2 separate regions of the Homo sapiens genome follow, and region 1 is linked to region 2. Evidence: read pairs that join two places in POLR2A ChIA-PET (ENCODE). Cell type or tissue: PC-9. All regions are shown on one strand.

Evidence for each region. ChIA-PET counts read pairs that join two places held together with the same protein. Peaks named below come from ENCODE experiments on the same cell type or tissue, not always from the same donor. Only the 100,000 strongest peaks of a DNase experiment are listed, where the experiment ranks them.
Region 1: POLR2A ChIA-PET joins it to region 2 with 5 read pairs; 4 of 35 experiments call an interaction of 5 or more read pairs at or near these places.

What each region holds. Positions count from the first base shown.
Region 1 is chr15:100,889,299-100,893,298 of GRCh38, reverse strand. It overlaps ALDH1A3 (aldehyde dehydrogenase 1 family member A3), which reads right to left. Exons shown (of 13, transcript NM_000693.4): 4 at 660-789; 5 at 293-354. It overlaps ALDH1A3-AS1 (ALDH1A3 antisense RNA 1), which reads left to right. Exons shown (of 2, transcript NR_135827.1): 2 at 1-956. Among named protein-coding and RNA genes, the nearest start is that of ALDH1A3, 11 kb to the right of the region's middle. In PC-9, no CTCF peak of the experiment used is centred here; no DNase peak of the experiment used is centred here; H3K27ac peaks cover 895 bases.
Region 2 is chr15:100,665,346-100,669,345 of GRCh38, reverse strand. No RefSeq gene overlaps it. Among named protein-coding and RNA genes, the nearest start is that of ASB7, 65 kb to the right of the region's middle. In PC-9, no CTCF peak of the experiment used is centred here; no DNase peak of the experiment used is centred here.

The DNA of each region.
Region 1 (4,000 bases), 220 kb before region 2:
TCTTTAAGGCCCAGCTAAGAGACCACCTTCCTGGGAATGCTGGCCATTCCTGACCACTCTGGCTGGGAACCACAGTGCTTTCTGTGGCATGCCTAAAGCCGGTCTTAGGAGAGCAGAAATGGGGTCTAATCCATCTCAAGAGCCCCCAAGCATGGAGTTCCATGCCACGAAGAAAATGCTTGTTCAACGCTGGTGCAATCAGATAAAAACACACCAGAAATTGATTCCAAAGGACACAGGGCAGTGGGGCAGGATCTACATAGAATCTACTGAGAAAGGCTGCCATACTTACTGGAGTGATGGCCCCACAGACACCAATGGGCTCATGCCTGGTGAAGCACACGACGTTGTCATCTGGAAGAGGGTTACATGGTGGGGAAGGACACACTCACTTAGTCCAGGTTAGGAACTTCAAGTAGTAAAAAGACAAGAAAGAAACCAACAAGGGTGCCAGATTCAAGTCTTGTCTATTATACAGAGAAGTGATTTGACCTCAACTTTAAAAGTGAAGTTCTTAGAAGAAGAATTGGCAGTACCATTTGGAGAGGGAGTGGGGTTGGGAATGGTGCCTTAGGGAAACAGTCAGGGGGGGCTCTGGATTAATGAAAAGATATAGCCCCAAAGGGATCCCAAATGAAGCTATAATCCACCTTGCTCACCTGTGGGGATGGTCTTGCCCTGGATTTTGTCTGCCCACCCTGCAAAGTATCTGAGGGTTCTAATACAGCCCTCCAGGTCGATGAAAAAAGCATGAAGAAATGGCTTCCCTGTATCCATCGTCTCCAGGGCCTGCAATAACAAGATGATGTCTGTTTCGGACATAGCTTGCTTTTCTTTTGCACTGTCAGGTTGTTAAAGATGGAAGTTGGGGAGAGAACACAGTCCTAGGACATTGCTCTGTAGACCTCACAGTCAGATGCACCTCTTCAGAAAGCATGACACCAAATGTAAAGCGAGGCCTGTCTCTGAGTGTGAGGATTGCTTTTATTTCAAAACACCTAAAGTGGGCTGCAGGGTGGTGGGCTAAAACATAGACATGCACCCTCTTTGAAGGGCCCCTTGGAGGCCAGGCGGATTTAAAGCTGTGCTGGGAAGGAACGCACACTGGCATCTGATCTTCCATCTGTAGCACAGTGGCCTCTGCTGTGTGGCCAGTCGTGTGTGCTTGTGTGTTCCCAGGAAGCTCTCTGAAGGTTAGCTGGCTCTGGGGTGGCTGCAGTGGGAGCTGCCCTCCTCGAACAAAAGAGAAAGAGAAGATGTAGGCTCTTCCTTCTCGGCCAGGCTGGCCAGTGTGGCTGTGGAAAGTGACTGAGCCGAGAAGGGTCGCGCCCCCAGCACAAAGATGCAATCCTTCCCTCCTGCACTGCAGAGCCCGGCCGGCCGGATGCAGAGTCGGAAGGGAGCAGACTGCCCTGCTGGTGAGGGAGGTGATTACCCAGGGCGAGTGTGCAGCCACTCAATGGCAGGGATTCTTTTCTATTTCCAGCCGGGGTGGAAGAGAACCCCTTTGTCCCTCAGACAAGTGGCCCCAGTTGAGCCCAGCGCTGAAACCGCCAGTCATCCGCCTCTGCAGGAAGTGGCCGCCCTGACACATAGCCCAGGGCTGGATTCTTGTGGAAGAGTCAGTGGAGTGAGATGGTGATTGAAAAAGGAAGAAGGCCCCTCCTCAGATCCAGGGCTTTAACCCCAGCGCACTCCCCGATGTCTCACCCTTTGAGCTCCATGACTGCATTCCCACTTCAAGGTGCAGGCACGGACGCTAACGGCCCAGTGACTTGGCCAAGGCCACCCAGTAATGCAGCAGCTGAATTGGGGGCATCTACTTCTGGCCAGCACAGCGACTGGCCTTTACAGGCTGCTCCTGGACAGGTGTGTCTGGAAAGACTGCAGGGCAGCCACTCCGGATGCTCGGGCTACCCCAGCTCCCCTTTGCTTCAGGAATGAGCCAAGCCCCCTTTAAATAGGAGGCAACTACATCTGCTGAACCCTAGTTAAGTAAGTGGGCCTTGGGTAAGTCCCTGAATCACTCCTTGCCTCAGTTTCCTCATCTGTAAAATAAGAATAATAACGGTTCCTACCTCACAGGGCCAGCGTTAGAGTGAAAGGAGTCAGTGTCCACAGAGCAGCAACCACAGTGCCCGCCCATGGTGAGTGCTGGATTGGTGTTCACATGAGAACACTGATGATTACACTGACTATCATCAACTTCCCTTTAGGCACCAGAGAAGGGCTTGGCGATCCTCACCTGGGGACCCAGACAGCGCACTGGGTTGCTAAAGACCACAGGACTGGTCTAGCTTGGGGTGTGTGTTCTGCCCCCAGCAGCTGCCACTCAGGGACTGAGTCAGGCCAGTGTGACATCAAGTATACTCTAGTGTTGGTTCCTATAGATTTTCACTCAAGCGTGAACTTTCATTTTTCCAGGGGAAGCCTAGCAATTGCAAATAGTGCAAAAAGGCCTCTAAGACTGACCTATTCCAGACAGTATCTGCATATCTGTCAGTGGAATTGCAAGTTTATTCTTTGCTCTTTTCTGGGATGGAACAAGAGAGAGGACTTCAACATCCAGCACTGAGGGTAAGCGCGAGACATGGAGCCAAGATTCTGCCTCCAGTCCTGGATTACCACCTCTGGCTGGGTGACCTAGGACAGGTTACTTAACCTCTCTGGGCCTCAGTTTCTCATCTCTGAAATGAGATAATAAATCCTACAGGTCAACAAGCCAGGTACATGGCGAACATTCAGCCAGCATTGCTATTTGTTTTTATTGTCAACTTCAGCAAGTTTGCTTACTGGAGTGACAACATGAATTTACCAGGTTAGTTTTATGGAATTTCTCTGAGCAAAACCCAGGTCATGATAGGTTTAGACGGGAAATTATTAAAAAAAATTATGCAGGTGAGTGAGTCCAAGTGCTCGCTACAGATTGAAACAGTCATCCTTTAAACAACTTGTTACTGTGGCTCAATCATGAGTAAACCATAGCCACTCCTAAGTTTATTTCCTTTAACATTTTAAGAGGAAAATGTGCCTCCTGAGAAATTAACACATCAGAACCCTCAGATACTAAAGAATGACGGGAAGTGCCAGGAAAACAGCACGGCAGGGCTTACAACGAGAGGACCCAGAAATGGCACTTGGGGTGAAAAGGAGAGTGGATAGGGAGGGCTTCCGTTTGGGAGCTCCCAAAATGAGCGCCCAAAGAGCAGAGTTGGGGCCTGGGTGCCCCAGCAAAGGAAAGCCATCCAGGGGCCGCTGGATCCCCCACATCTGTTTCCAGACACTGAGCACAGAAATAAACACCCAGCTCTGTCAAACCACTGAGCCGGCAAGAGAACACGCTCCATGAACATGCACGGAAACCATATCGAGGTGGAGAGCAAGGGGCGCTCTCCTGTGATGTGGTTGGAGTTTTAAAAACCGTGTTTGCCAGTAATTCTCTTGTCCCTTTCATGTTGTGGCAAAGAGCTGGATCTTATTTCTCGTGGGCTGCGAGGTGCCAGTGGCAGAAGTGATTTGCTGGGTTTGCATTCTGAGATCCTCCAAAGCTGTCTGCTATCAAAACACAGTCGTGCCAGGACAATGGGGCAGCCTGAAGATGAAGGTGGCTTTGTAGCCTCTGCTCCTAAGATGATACTGACACTTAAGGACAGGGTTCAGGGCGGGGGGTGCCCAGGGCACATCCTCTCTAGCCTGCTATTAGTCCACACGGACATTGCCGACCGATGAGCTCATGCCGGGTGAAAACAGAAATGTTTTTGAAAAAGCCAGTTTGGCAGCTTGAGGGTTGACGCTGGCTTACGTTGCAGGAAGAAACCAGAGGCTCCTCAGAGAGAAGCGCTTACCCTGGGAGGGAGCTACTCTCACCCGGGGAACATGTGGACTGGCCGGGCTGACTGGGAAGGAAGGAAGGGGAGCTCGAGTTTCTGTGTGGATGCACCCTTAGGGAAATGCACCCAAGAGTACGGCCTGAGAGTTCCTCCACCCTGAGAAACACATT
Region 2 (4,000 bases):
CCCCTTCAGAGCTGGGCATGGGTTTCCAGTCATCGCCACATCACTCTCTGTCTGAACTTGAACATACCTCAAGCTTGCTGGTTGTTACTGGGTCGCAGTAACTAGATTTTCTTGGGGGGTTGGTGTGGGTGGGTGGAAAGATACATCCAGAAAATGAAATGTAATGTTGCCTCTTATTCACCAAGAAGTTTTTCAAGCCAGAAGACCATGGTGTTTTTCGTTGATTGGTATTGCTTGATTTAGATTCGGAAGCTGGGCTCTCCTACAGTTACCCAGCCCTTCACTGGACTGGCTGACAAGGAACCAAACAGCCCTATCAACCTGTGCAATGCTCGAGGGTCAGCCAGAAGCCATGGAGCCCCTAGTCTGAGTGGGGAAAGCAATTCACAGTGGAATGTGCAGAGGTGGCTTCCAGCAAAACCCAACCCACAGTGGCTAGTGGCCCAAGACACGTCACCTGGGCGCTGGGTGAACGGTTTAAAGATGTCACAGTAAAGCCAGCCAAGGGATCAGTTGGACTACATGCAGCATTGTCTGTCTGCAGGGGAGTCCCCTGAGAGTTCCTAGAGACAGACATGTGGCTACCATCTCACCTCCACCACTTCCTCACCATATGACTTCAGGCAACTCCCTCAGCCTCTCTGTGCCTCAGTTTCCTCATCTTCATCTTGCGGTAATGGAGTGCCTGCCTCATAGAGTCATTGAGAAGAGTTGCCTGGAAGAGAGAGCATCCCGCAAGCACACACACACACACACACACACATGCATCCACGCACCCAGGTTGCTAAGTTGTCAGTAACCACAGCCTTTAGGCCATCACAGCCAGCAGGGCCTGAGGATCATCGAGTCCAGAGGAGGAAGGGATGGCCCGAGGGCAGGCCACAGGGGGCTCAGGGCCAGGCGGAAGCCCCCTCCTCTGAGGGGATCCCTGTGCCCTCACACAGAGCCGGGATGCTCCACATCCTTACACTCACAATGTGTCTTTTTCAGACCCCAGAAACCCACATTTCAGGAAAGATGATTTTCTTTAGTACAAGAGGCTCTTATTACAGGAAGGAAACAATTTTAAAATGGCATCTAGAAATGGCCACTTAGGTTAGGTGGGAACAGAGAGACATAATGACCCTCAGTCCTCCACTTTCCCACCCACATTTCTGTGAGGGGTGTGTGTGCGTGTGTGTGTTTAAACACAAGTCTGAGTCACAGAATTTAAAATCTAAGGAAGGGAATTTTCAAGCGAGTCTCATCAGCTCCAGCTCTGTGGGACCCACCAGCTTGTCCTATCTATTTACTTTATTATTCGGTTGTTGGCCAGAGAGATGAAATATGGGATTAGAGAGGAGGTGAGAGACAAAACAATCCACCATGGTGTAAATAAATGAAGAGCCAAATCCTCCGTCCAAACAAAACCGAAGTGGCCTGGCCAGGCCTTCCTCTCCACGCGCTGCCCCGCGCCTCGCCTCCCCTCAACCGCAGGAACATATGGAGTCGGAAAATGCACGTTAACAAAGCGCTGCACGTCGCCAGGCGCTGGCTAGTCCCTGGAAGAGACACAAGCATTTCCCAGCCTCTGCTGAGGGGCCAGATGTTTTCCTCATTAGGTTTTCCTCGGGTAGAAATAATTCTTGCCTGTTTAATGTTCAAGTCAATTAGTAATCACTCTACAAGGCCTGGGAGCTGTCTACTTTCAGTTGCCTTTAGAGATGAAACTCTAAAAACATATCCTAGCACACAGCATCATCTATGAAACATACCTGCCAAAAACGCTGACCCTGGACCCAGCCTGCTGCCAAACTTACCTCCAGTTTACCGGATATACCAAAAGTAGAGGAACAAGCTAAGTGACACCAGGGATAAACAGGCATGCAAATCCAGAATATGGGATATTATCTAAGACAAATTTTCTGGACTCTTTAGTCAACTCCTGAGATTTTTTTTTTTTTTTTAGGTAGCATGCATTATTCTGGAATGAAAGATCAAAGGGACACAACCAAATGCAACGTGTAAACCAAGATTCAATCCTGGTTTTAAAAAGTAAATCAAAACAGTTATAACAGATATTCTTGTGGCAACTGGGGAAATCTGAATAAGAACTCTGTATTAGACTTTGAAATTACCATTGTTTTCTTATGAATGATATCAGTATTCTGGTTATATTGAAGAATGTATTTTTGGATGCAAGCGAAGTATCATAATGTCTACACCTTCGTTTTATTTATTTATTTATTTATTTTCAGAGACAAGTTCTCAGCCTGCCATCCAGGCTAGAGCACAGTGCACAGTCATGGTTCACTGCAACTTCAACCTCCGGAGCTCAAGTGATCCTCCCACCTCAGCCTCCCAAGTTGCTGGGACTACTGCTATTATTTTAAATTTTTTGTAGAGGTAGAGTCTTGCTAGATTGCCCCGGTTGGGCTCTAACTCCTGGGCTCAAGTGACCCTCCCACCACAGCCTCCCAAAGTCCTAGGAGTACAGGTATAAACCACTATGCCCAACCAATAACTTAGTTTTAAATAGCACAGAAAAAAAGATATATAGGCGTCCATGTACACACAAAGATAACTCAGTGATGTTAACATCTTCGCAAATGTGGAAACCACAGATGCTTTCATATTAAACAGCTGGGGAAAGAAAACAAAGAAAAAGAAAACCAAAAGAACAAAAATAGTTTTAAAACTAAAACATAAAATTAAGTTAGGGAAAAATCTATTCTAATTAAAAGCCATGTACTCCACTACTTTGTCTTCTGAAAAGCATAATGGAGAACATACTGCCGGCCAACAAGTATGCATGATAAAACTACTAGGCATGAAAAGAGGAAACAAGAGCATTGTAAAATCAAAATGCAGGGTAGGCCAGGTGCAGTGGCTCACACCTGTAACCCAGCACTTTGAGAGGCCAAGGTGGGAGGATCAGTTGAAAATGGAAGAGAGCCATCCATATACGCACCGATGATGATAGCTCAAAAATCAAGGAAAATCAAATACTGCCCAGTTCCTGTACTTGGTTATATGAATGATGAGAAAATGTTCTCACATTGGTCTTCAGTCCTCTGGATGCTGAACTAAAAGAATTATACCGGGCTGGGCCCGGTGGCTCATGCCTGTAATCCTAGCACTTTGGGAGGCTGAGGTGGGTGGATCACGAGGTCAAGAGATCGAGACCCTCCTTGACCAGCATGGTGAAACCCCATCTCTACTAAAAATACAAAAATTAGCTAGGTTTGGTGGTGTGCACCTGTAGTCCAAGCTACTCAGGAGGCTGAGGCAGGAGAATCACTTGAACCCGGGAGGCAGAGGTGGCAGTGAGCCGAGTTCGTGCCACTCCACTCTAGCCTGGTAACAGAGTAAGACTCTGTCTCAAAAAAAAAAAATATATATATATATATATATACCCATTACAGGATGTTTTAGTTCATTTAGTTATTCATTCCACAAATATTTGCTGAGGGCCTGCTATAGTCCAGGCACATAGACATATATACATAAGTCATGCTATGATGAAATACATAAAGCATGATAAGGGACTTGGGAATACGGAGTCTGACTTTTGGCCAAGGGGCCAGGGTTGAGCTCTTGGAGAAGGTGCCCTCTGGGCTGAGGCTGGAGTGAGTGAGCGAGCCGCCCTGTGTTCCAGAGGGAGGAGTGCTTCTGGCAGAGGAACAGTCCGTGCACAGAAAGGCTGCAGGGCAGGGGTGTGCTCTGCACGTGGGGATTGCAGGACTCACAGCGGCTCCAGCAAAGTGCTACAGGCCAGAGAGGGCTGGAAGCCACGGGAAGCACTTCAGATTTGGTGAGTTGGAAGGCATCAGTAGGTTTGAGAGGAGGAGTGACATGTCTGATCTGTGTTTTTAAAGGTTAAAGCCAAATGATCCTCTTGAAAGAGTAAACCAGAATATTATCAAGTCTATGAAGGCAGGGGTGATATCAAAAACACCGAACAACTTTCCAGACAAGGGCTCTGCCAGTCTCAGCTGACACTGGTCCTTGCATAGAAGCC